Regions from separate parts of the Mus musculus genome. Here region 2 is linked to region 1. The links are chromatin loops, found by intact Hi-C in ENCODE. Cell type or tissue: heart. All regions are shown on one strand. Links, peaks and the distances in the headings refer to the core of each region. The heading gives the core; the rest is flanking DNA.

The links. Peaks named below come from ENCODE experiments on the same cell type or tissue, not always from the same donor. Only the 100,000 strongest peaks of a DNase experiment are listed, where the experiment ranks them.
Region 2: it touches region 1 in a loop (9-fold over the local background); 41 of 42 quality-filtered maps call a loop at or near these places.

What each region holds. Positions count from the first base shown.
Region 1 is chr17:12,207,880-12,213,525 of GRCm38, forward strand. Agpat4 (1-acylglycerol-3-phosphate O-acyltransferase 4 (lysophosphatidic acid acyltransferase, delta)) reads left to right here. Exons shown (of 9, transcript NM_026644.2): 4 at 2,332-2,493; 5 at 2,760-2,913; 6 at 5,576-5,646. Among named protein-coding and RNA genes, the nearest start is that of Gm46605, 54 kb to the right of the region's middle. In heart, for the core only: a CTCF peak has its summit at 3,037 (motif pointing left); a DNase peak (open chromatin) is centred at 3,042; H3K27ac peaks cover 2,450 bases.
Region 2 is chr17:12,037,128-12,042,773 of GRCm38, forward strand. The region is part of intron 10 of Prkn (parkin RBR E3 ubiquitin protein ligase); the gene reads left to right. Among named protein-coding and RNA genes, the nearest start is that of Gm46604, 8.6 kb to the left of the region's middle. In heart, for the core only: no CTCF peak of the experiment used is centred there; a DNase peak (open chromatin) is centred at 2,244; H3K27ac peaks cover 1,615 bases; H3K27me3 peaks cover 394 bases.

The sequences.
Region 1 (5,646 bases), core at 365-5,364:
ATTTGTAGTTGGCCAGCCAACTGCATGCTCCCAGAGAGTGAACATTTTCAGCTCTATGGATCACATTGTCTGTATGACTACCATTCACCCATGATAGCAGCTGAATTGCTCCTGCATTCAGGTGAATGCTTACCCTGTACCAATAAAACTGCACTGAAACCCGTGGGCATCAGAGTGGCCCTTGCGCTCTGGTTTGCAGCTGTAGCTGTACTATTACATATTGTCAGATGTGTAGTATACCCTGTAGCCAATGAATGCTTTTACTGTGGGACCTTGAAGTGACTCTTGGTGACGTATGACAGTGATGGGAATAGACTCTTTTTTTTCCCTAGAGCTGAGGACCGCAAACCCAGGGCCTTGCGCTTGCACTGAGCTAAATCCCCAACCCCCGGGAATACAGACTCTTGAGTCACCTCTAGTTGAAGCCCTAGATTCTCACAACCCACTAGGGCAGCCTTCTCCACCAGCTACCAAAGGCCAAGTGCTAACACTCACTTGTGTCTCACAGGAGAACCACAAACAGGAAGTGCACCCAAGAATGCAGCTATGATTGATTGGCTGGGTGAGACTGACCACCCACCCAGCCCAGTAGCTGCCCTGGTAGACCCAACAGCACCTCTGTGGGTGGTAGTGTGGGTCATTCTGTAATTCCTGAGCACTCCATATGTAATTTTTGCAAGATCCAGTATAGAATCTTAAAAATAAGTTTTAACTTCCAGAAAGAAGAGCTTAATTTGCCCGTGGAAGTTTTGTGTTTGGATCCATTTGCTCTCATCAGAGATTAAAGTGAGGTCAGGCAGGAATGTCCCTTCCTGTTCCCTGGAGTCTGACGTCTAGTGTGGACACAGGGCAGTGAGCTACTAGGGTGGACTATGACCCCAAAGATGGTTTGGTTATCAGGGTGACAGGCACAAGAGTAAGATCATCTCTAATCAGGCAGTTTACTCCCTCATCTGAGACTTTAAAGTTACTCCATGCTGAGAAGAAAAAGCTGGGTGTAGATGTAGGTGAGGCCTCCTCAGAAGTTTACCTCAGGGCCCCAAGCATGATAGAAATGCTACGAGTCTTAGCCATGAAGACACTGAGTGGAAGATAGGAAAAGGGGAGAGAAGGGAGTGGGTGATGTGAAATGCCTGCTCTTCCCTTCAGGCAGCGAAGGCTTAGGACCTTAATAGACAGCTGTCAAAAAAGTGCTCAGCTGCCTACAACGGTCCACACTGCCGGTGTGGGTGGGTGAGCATCCATCTCAGTCAGGGAGCGTCTCAGTCGATTCCATAGTGGAGAGTAAAAATACGAATGGTGGCGGTGGTCAGGGTGCCGAGTGGGTAAAGGGCTTGCCAGGCAAGTATGGGACCTGAGTGTGTATCCCCATAACTTCCGTGCAGCTCAGGACACGTAGTGCGAGTGTCTGGAATTCTACTGCTCCTACGGGGAGGTGAGCAGTGGAGACTGGAGAGTCCCCAGACACTCGTGGGCCGTCTAACCTGGCACGTACAACCGACAAACAACAAGATGCTCTGCCTCAAACAATGTAGAAGGCAGGGACTGATACCTGGAGTTGTCCCCTGGCCTCCATGTGTCTGCATTCTGCATTCATGCACATGAATGTGCTCTCTCTCTCTCTCTCTCTTTCTCTCTCTCTCACACACAGAGAAAGAGAGAGAGAGACAGACACAGACAGACAGACAGACAAGTCCAGCAAAGTGAAAGTCATTTTGCATCTCCCTGACTCATTAGATTCCCAAGTTCCCCACCCCACCCCTGGTGCCCACACAGTGTGGTCATGGAGCAACTGTTGGAGACTAACCACAGCTACCCTGGCCTGAGGAGTTTGGCTATTTCCAGCCGCAGAGATGAATAAGAGCATCCATTTGAGCCAAGTTGATTTCCCAGCTTCCCCTGCTCCCCATGCCAGCTATGGGGCTCCTCAAACTCTGCTGGCCTCTGCTCGCTAGTCTGTCACGTCATGAATCTTGCTGGCCTTGCCTGTACGAACTCAGTGGCTTTGCTGATGGGTTGATCTGTGGGATGGTATTCTATAGACTTGCCAGACAGAACTTCAGGTTGGGCTTGGTGAACACACAGATGTCAATCATCTAGGAGGGCTGTGGTCCATGAGAGAGTATCCTCAAGCATCTGTGCACATCTGCAGACCCCTGTCCATGGAGCAGCCCACCCAGGGATGAGTCAATGCAGTGGGAAAGAGGAAGGACTCCAAGCCCAAAGGCTTTGGCTTTGTAGCCTTTGGTATGGCTGGCTATTCCTTCCCCATAAGAGCTCCAAGAGCCATGTCTCCTTCACAGATACCCTGAGGTGGTTCTTCTATTTCAGAACTCCAAAGTCCTGGCCAAGAAAGAACTGGCTTATGTCCCAATCATTGGCTGGATGTGGTACTTCGTGGAAATGATCTTTTGCACACGCAAGTGGGAGCAAGATCGGCAGACGGTTGCCAAGAGCCTGCTGCACCTCCGGGACTACCCAGAGAAGTATCTGGTACGTAGGCAAAAGAGCCGTGTGCTGTCTGGCTCCTGTGGAATTATGTGTGGCTACCACACATAGGAGTCACTTTAGGACTCTTCTGCGGGTGACCACTGAATTGAGTATGACCTGGAATGACATGTGACCTGAGGGCACTTTGGGGCTGACCTGGCGTCAAGTGTGACTATGAACTTCTTTGGCACTGTGGCCTCTGGTTGAGCTTGGGGTTGTGTGAGCGTGGGATCCTCCTGTGTGACCATTCATTATCTTTTGCTTTTCAGTTCCTGATCCACTGTGAGGGCACACGGTTCACAGAGAAGAAACACCAAATCAGCATGCAGGTGGCCCAAGCCAAGGGGCTGCCCAGCCTCAAACACCACCTGCTGCCGCGCACCAAAGGCTTTGCTATTACTGTGAAGTGCTTGCGAGATGTTGGTAAGGATGCTGGCTAAACAGGGGATCTTTGAGGCTAGGTGGGACCTGGGACAAGAGGCAGGTTCCAGTCTGGTTGGGCACCTCACGTTTCTGCATCCCAGTGAATACTTCCCTCTGCTGGTCAACGGCGGTACTGCACTGTGAGTGCAGAAGGTGCAGGCTCCCTGGAGGACCCCTGAGATGGCCTGGCCATGGAGCTGCAGTCTTTGAGGCCATCTCTTGCTTGTCTATTGCTGACAACCACCTGTAGATGATCTGACCTGTACTCTAGGGCAGCTGACCCATGAGTCTGGAGTCTTAAGCCAGTGTAGATAAAAAGCAGAAGGCAGCAGTGGTCAGTTGCCACTGGCATTCTAACATGACTTCTTACATTTCCTTATTAACCTTTCTCTTCAGTTTAAAACATGTTTCTTGTTTTCATAGGTAAGCCCTTCCTCTCACATCTCTTACTCCCTGGGCCTTCGGCTCCAAAAGAGGCTTGACTTTTTACCTGGGCTGGATAGGACTTGACACTGCTTCAAGTGTGAAGGCACCACAGAGCTTGGGCAGGCCTTCCTAGAGCTTCATGTGTTGGGCATGCCAGGAAAATGCTTTATCCCAGAGGAAGAGGTGGGCCAAGCTGGCCCTACTCTGTTGCCAGAGGCAGGTCAGATGTGGCTTCTGGCTCCCTGCTACTAGCTTCTATAGCCTTGTCGTTATCTCTTGTGCGGGGGTCTTCCTTAGCCCCCATGGCAAGGATTTAACCAGGGCACCAAGGACATCAACAGGTTAAATATCTTCTGGGCTAGTGCCCACTTTAGGCATCAGAGCCCACCAATGACAGGAGAGTGGTTGGGCCTTTAAGGACAGTGCCTCTAGATACTCCTATAAGGCAGCATGGGGACCCTTTCCCATTGAGAAAGATAGTGGACCTACAGACCTGTAGCGGGGTTAGGCATCAGGGGAAAGAAACGGATGGTGATTTTATAACATTGAATTCGTGTTCTTCATATTTCCAAGTGATCCAGGGATGGTTTACAATTTCAGTGATTCCCCTGCTACTTTTACTAACATTAACTGCAGACGTCTAAAGCTGTCAGGCCCGGGTCAGGATCATATACATCATCGTTAGTACAGTGGGCTCCGCCTGCATGTGTAACTGGCATCTGTCACCTCAGCCCTGTGTGATGATGGCTTTGTAAGCTCACTCTCCAGAACACCTAAGTTTGGAAGATTGCGTGATGCAGCTAAGCAAACTTCCCACTGCTGGGAAAAGGCGGCTGTGGGCGCCACACCCAGCCGCACTGATTCCTGCCTTTCTCTGCTGCCATCTGTTTCCACCATGTTTTTACACATTCTACCCACTTGCTTCTGTCATTAAGTCATCCGTTCTTTGATCCAATAAGCATTTCTGGAGCCTGACCTGGGTCCCAGGGCTCCCGCAGCAAGGTTGGATGGAATGTGGAATATAGCGACGAGATAACTTGGAATGCGCTTATAGGATAAGTTACTGTTACAGGGGCTTTTAGGGCTCTCATTTGGGCTTTCATAGTAAAGAAATAGAGACATCTATATTAGAAGCCTGTTACCCTTTCTGCTGGGCGCAGTCTCCTGAGTTATCCATCCAGAGTCACTGTTAGCCTCCTTGCTCTGTTCCTCCCCCAGCTCCAGCCTCCAGCTCCTTATTCATCAAAAGCCATTCCTCCTTCCTGATTCAAAAAGGCTTATTAGCATAGTGGGCGAAGTTCCACAGCTTACTCACTCTGAACCAATCAGTAGCAGGACTACCCCACACATTAGCATAGGAGGTGAGGTCTCACAGCTTACTCACTCTGAATCAATCAGCATCAGGGTTACACCATATATACATCCGCGCGGAGAGCGTGGGTGATAGGTTTCCCAAGGAGTTACCACTGAATAGGACTATTAACTTGGCCACTACCTTTTCCCTCCAGGATTTAGATGTAACACTCTGACTTTGTGGCTGCTTCATTTTGGGAGGGCACAAAAATGCTCACAGAAAGGGTTACACTGGGCCTGCAGAGATGGCTTAGCTGATACGAGTGCTGACTGCACTTGCAGAGGACTGGAATTCAGTTCTCACTGTTATTACCTGGTGGCTCACAACTGCCTGTAAATCCAGCAACGGGGATGCGATGCTCTCTTCAGGTCTCATGTGTACATATGCCCACATAGACATGCACCCACATTGTTACAAAGTAAGTCTTTTATAAAAAAAGGAAAATGGTATTTGATAACTTTATAAATCATGGCTATCGTTCTATAACAGACACATCCTTAGATGAACCTAGGTCATCTCCTACCCATATTTGTTCAAATATCGGTATTTGTGACTACAGTAGGCTCTGCCTACTAGAAAGTTGCTTATTAGCATCCTTATCAGTATAGAATTGACAGTCATGACTGCTTTAAAGCCCACATGACCACAGGAATTACTCTGTTTCTATGACTCGCTTACAGTTGGCTTTCTGATTACAAAAGATGATACATGTTCAATGTAGAGTGGGTGAACAATCTAGAAAAACCCAAGGAAGAGGTCTCTATCATGCGTGTCATTGGTAGACAGGTTACGGCGTGTGTATGTCTTCCAGTGTGTGTGTGTGACTACCAAGCAGAACTGGCCTCACCTGCTATATACTACCTTGTTTGTCTTGTCTTATAGTCCCAGCTGTATATGACTGTACACTCAATTTCAGAAACAATGAAAACCCAACACTGCTGGGAGTCTTAAAT
Region 2 (5,646 bases), core at 150-5,149, 170 kb before region 1:
ATCACCCAGCATGCAGGAAATCTACCTATCTCTGAGTATGTGGATGCACAGCATGGCTTACAGAATGAGTAGGAGTTAAAGAGGCTGCCTGGGAGCTCTGGTTACTGAAGTGGGGTGGTGAGCGTGCTGTATTGGTAAGATAACAACCGCAAGCCTACCGCAGAAGCTGAGTACAAAGATGAAGTCAGCTGCAGGGATGGAAGGAAAGGACTGGGTGTGGTCCACACGGGCAAGCAGGACAGGCAGAGCACAGGTAAGTAGGCTGTGTCAACAGTGGGGCACCAAGGTGAAATGAAGCCCCAAGGATAGTCCAGAGTTCTCTGTCCCACGGTCCTTAATGAATACTCTGGGTATTAGAGGCGTCTTAGTTAGGGATTTACTGCTGTGAACAGACACTAAGACCAAGGCAACTCTTATAAGGACAACATTTAATTGGGGCTGGCTTACAGGTTCAGAGGTCCAGCCCATTATCATCAAGACAGGAGTGTGGCAGTGTCCAGGCAGGCATGGTGCAGGAGGAGCTGAGAGTTCTACATCTTCATCCGAAAGCTGATAGCAGAATTCTGACTTCCAGGCAGCTAGGATGAGAGTCTTGAAACCCAAGCCCACAGTGACACACCTACTTCAACAAGGCCATGCCTACTCCAACAGGGCTACACCTTCTAATGTTGCCACTCCCTGGGGCCAAGCATATACACACCATCACAAGAGGATAGATGGCCCTGGGGCCCTTGCCATCCTGTATCCACGCTGTATGAGGTGGAGGCAAGGAGTTACACATTTTTCTTGGTCTGGCATGTATACCTGTTTCATTCTCAGACTTTGTTCCCAGATCAATATAATTTTTTCTTTTATTGAAAATAGATGTTTATTTCACACATCATATTCTAATTATGGTCTCCCCTACCCTACCCCTCCCAGTCCCTTCCTCGCCTCTCTCCTCCAGTCCGGATCCGAACCCTCTCTGTCTCATCTTAGAAAACAGACAGGCAGCCTGGTGGTGGTGGCACACGCCTTTAATCCCAGCACTTGGGAGGCAGAGACAGGCGGATTTCTGAGTTCAAGGCCAGCCTGGTCTACAGAGTGAGTTCCAGGACAGCCAGGACTATACAGAGAAACCCTGTCAGAAGACAGACAGGCAGGGCTGGAGAGATGGCTCAGTGGTTAAGAGCACTGACTCTTCTTCCAGAGGTCCCGAGTTCAATTCCCAGCAACCACATGGTGGCTCTCAACCATCGGTAATGGGTTCAGATGCCCTCTTCTGGTGTGTCTGAAGACAGCTACAGTGTACTTAGATATAATAATAAATAAGTCTTAAAAAAAAAAAAAGAACTCATGACCTTTGGAAGAGTAGTCAGTGCTCTTACCCACTGAGCCATCTCTCCAGCCCCCCTAACTTCATTTCTGTTGGCTCTCTACTACCGGGCATGGGGCAGCCTACCTTTAAGAGTGTTTTGTTTCCCCAGTGAGACTGCCTCAGAAAAGACGAATTTCTCATTTGTCAGTGGCCATCACTTGGAGATAGCTTCTGGGTAAGGCGTGGGAGTTTGTGTCTGCTTATCTCAGCTCTAGGGCTCATTCTGGCGCAGACCAATGCACGCTGCCCCTGTCTCTAAGTTTGTATGTGCACCACCAGCCCTACTGGGTCCCTGAAGCCCTGATTCCTTGGTGTCCTCCATCCCCTCTGGCTCCCACACTCAAGGGGAGAGATGTGATGGAGGGGTCCCTTGTAGGGCTGAGGATCCCCAGGTCTCTCACTCCGTGTATGGTCTGGCTGTGGGTCTCTGTTTGTTCCCGTCTGCTGCAGGGTAGGGGAGCATTTCTGATGATAACTAAGTAAGGTGTTGTCTGCTTCCCTGACCTGGGGGCTCGCAGGGAGTCCCTGGTATGATTTTAATACACCCATGTGCCCTAGTCTCAACTCTCCTACGGTTTTTGTACAACACGTTCCACCAATAGTAGAAAGAAAGGCTCTCATCTTCATCACCAAAAGTGCTGTTGCAAATTGCGTTGTAAAGTGTGTTTCTGGAAATCTGGAACACAGGCAGATTGTAGCACCAGTCCTCAGCCAGAAACTGTAAGTCCCCACCACCACCCTCTGATGGTTTTTTAATTCAAAATGTAGCATGCACTCATTCTTCCAAAATAATCGTGAGAACACACTGAAAATAACAAAGCTGAGCCCCACCAGTTTTGATCCGTTCAGTTCCTGAAAGGTGCTGTTCCACTGCTCACCAGCAGGGGGCGCGACACTCACAGCAGACGCCTGCAGCCTGGGAAGTTTGACTCAGCACTGGGAAGGGCTGTGCAGAGGGGAAGTTTTTGCCTCGGTGACCAGTGAGGGCCAGGCGTTGGATTACTTTGAGGAAGGTGAAATTTAAAAGCTACCGCTCACCGGAAGAGAACCTTCCTGGAGTATGCCAAGCATCTCAGTAATGCCTGGCTTTGACCCTTTTTTAGGATTAGAAGATATTTGTCCGATTTATTTTCTAACCCAGGCGGATTACAAATAAATTTTCTAAAATATGGGGAGAGCCCTTGTGTGGGTCTTCTCTACTTCTGGTAGCTTACACGCACATTAACAGCGTCTCCTAGCCGCTAATTTGAGCTGGAAAAGCCACTAATTTGCTTTTAAAAGCTTCATTGCGGGGGCTGGGGGTGGGGGGGGGGACACGACGGACGGGGACGGGGGACGAGGGAGTTGGGAGGGGCATTGATTTACCTGTATCTGTAAGAGGCCTTAAGACCTATCAAGGCCTCAACAGTCTTTACCATCACTGCAAATTCCCAGTCTTAACATCCCTGTCTCTATCTATACGCTAGAAATGAGGGTGACCATATCAACAGTACAACCAAAGGAGGAAACACAGACGAAGTCCGCAGTCCTCAGGGAGGGCTCAATCTGTGTGTGTGTCTCTCTCTCTCACTTCCTCCCAACAACAGTCACAGAGGCCAGTGGTGTTGTTATCACACTTCTGCAGGTGAGAGGAGCCCAAGGTCATTAGCAAAGGGTGAATGAAAGCCAGGCACAGGAGCTGAGGACTGGTGAGATGGCTCAGAGGTTAAGAGCACTGAATCCTCCTCCAGAGGACCTGAGTTCAAATCCCATAGCTACAGTGTAAGAAAGCAAGCAAGCCAGTCAGGCATGACCCTCCCAAGGCAGCTCCTAGCCATAACTCATGATGTAGACACTCAAATCGGCCACTGGTAGGTCCCTAGGGTTGCACAAGAAAGCATCTGTCCCTTTTTGGGTCATAAGTTGTCTTTTACATGCTGACACTCCACCTCTTTCTATACCTAGATATTTATACAAAAACCTATACCTAGGTATATAGGCACATGTAAAGAAATTTTGGTATAGAAAGGGGCATATACAGAAAGGTATATACATGAGAGAGATGTATTTATTTATTTACCATAGAAGAAATTCTATTGTTTTTTTCAGGTATAAAATATGTAAGAAAACTCGTTTCTCCCACGTTAGCTCATCTCCACTGTGTGGGCGGGGGCACACACATACACACACTCACACACACACTTCTAATTAGCTGCCTTGTCATGCAGCCCCTCTGTGACCCACGCTTCATATTCTGTGTGGACCTGAGACAGTGCTGAGTCACAAGACTGTCTGCTCCTAGCAACAGAACACCAGTTCTTGCTTTACAGCTTGGTGGCAGGGGACTGTACGCTGGGGAGAGGAGAATACTACCCTACTCACAGTGTTATTCCCCACACAAACAAGACTCCAGAAGGAGGATACTAACATCCAAGCCTCTTGCCCCTCACAACACAAGCAGCATGGTTTAAGGATTCTGTTTCGTGTACCCTAGTACAGACCCACCCACCGAATATGAACCTCTAGGGTGTGAGCACATAGCCCTGCATTATCTAAAAGCAGCCAGCCTCTGGTTGAGACCAGTCCAGAAGGATTTTTGTTTTGTTTTATTTCATTTGTTTTTGTTTTGTATTGTTTTTATTTTGAGACAGGGTTTCTCTGTGTAGCCCTGGCTGCCCCAGAACTAACTCTGTAGACCAGGCTGGTCTCAAACTTAGAGATCCTCCTGCTTCTGCCTCCTGAGTGCTGGGATCAAAGGTGTGCGCCACCACATTGGCATTGACCGTGGCTCAGGATGCAAAGCAAAGATGTGTCCACCTCTGTGGGAATTCCCCGGGCATGCTAGCATGTGCGTGGAAACTTCTCTCAGTGTCATGGGAGCAGCAGCAGAAATGGAATCCCAAACGCTCTATGGCTCCTACTGACCAGGGTGGAGAGAACAAAGACTGGCTGTAACATGAGAGAGTTCAGGAGGACCCTTTGGGGTGACTCTTGCTGAAGAGAAAGGTAGGCATGTGGTAGATACAGCAGAACAACCAGGCATGATAAGGTAGGAAAGGATGCTGAGTCTGGCAGTCCACTTGTGTACCTGTTCTGGAGAGTTTCTGAAGGTTAGGCCAAGTCAAGAGCCAACTGAGGACAAGTGGTAGGAATGTGTGTGCCTGTCATTGTCCTAGTATCCCAAGAAGGAGGACAGATGGTGCCTAGAGGCCAGGGCGAGTATCAGAGCCTTCCACATTTATGATCCTGGAGAAACTATCTGCCCATTTAAATTAGTATGAAGACCTACTTTGTTCGATGAGATGAATTCTTCAAATTATAGTCTGTCATAGTCAACAGGGTTTCTATGACAAAGTGCCAGAGACCGTGCCATTTATAAACAACACAAGTTTACCCTCACAGCCTAGGGATTGGAAATAAGGGCTCCAGCACGGCTGGAGTCTGGTGAGGACCCTCTGTCAGGTCACAGAGCACTGAATTGTCTCTGTTCTTACAAATCGGGAGAGCTGTCTGGGCCCCTTCTATAGGGGGATGGCTCCTGCTCACGAGGGCTCATGAGGGCTGCCTCAAAGGCCCCATCATACACCATCCAACCGGGGCTTCAGATTTCAACACGTGAATTTTGTACAGTCTATAAAGGAAGAGGTATCAAAGTCTGGCCGTGGAAAAGAAGTAAAGTAGAAGTTGCCCTTGGCAACCTTTTTCCTCTTCCATCCCAAGGGCCAGAGCCATCTTGGTCCTTCCCATTCCTGTGAGCCACTGACAAACCCAATAACTCTCTTCACTCTGCCATGGAAATGGCCACATGGGCAGTCGGTTACCCCTGTCACGTGTTAAGTTTACACCATGCTAATAGGAAGAGGTCTGGCTGGGGAGATGGCAGGTCCCCTAGCTGGGAAATCCTCAAGAGTACTTGGTCAGCCTTCAAGTCACATGCACTAAATCCTATGTATCATAGGACCAGAAATTGGTATTTTGACAGGAAAAAAAAAATGCTTTCTTCTCCCCTACCCCATAACCCCCTCCCCACCTATCCGCCCCCAAATACCAAAGCACGTTATTGTAAATTGGCAGTACGGTTTCTGGAAGGCAAGGCTCTGCCCCATCTCTCAGGCTAAGCACAGACGATTCTTCATCATATTAAACATTTTGTTCACTTGGCTTAATCCGGCTAAGTGCAATAAACCCTCACATGTGCGCACACACCCTGAGCCGGAGACTTTGATGCCAGGGTGTTGTGTCAGAGACTCATTACAAAGCCTCCACACAAGCTGGTTCATCTCAGTATCTCCGAGGCCGATCAGCGCCGC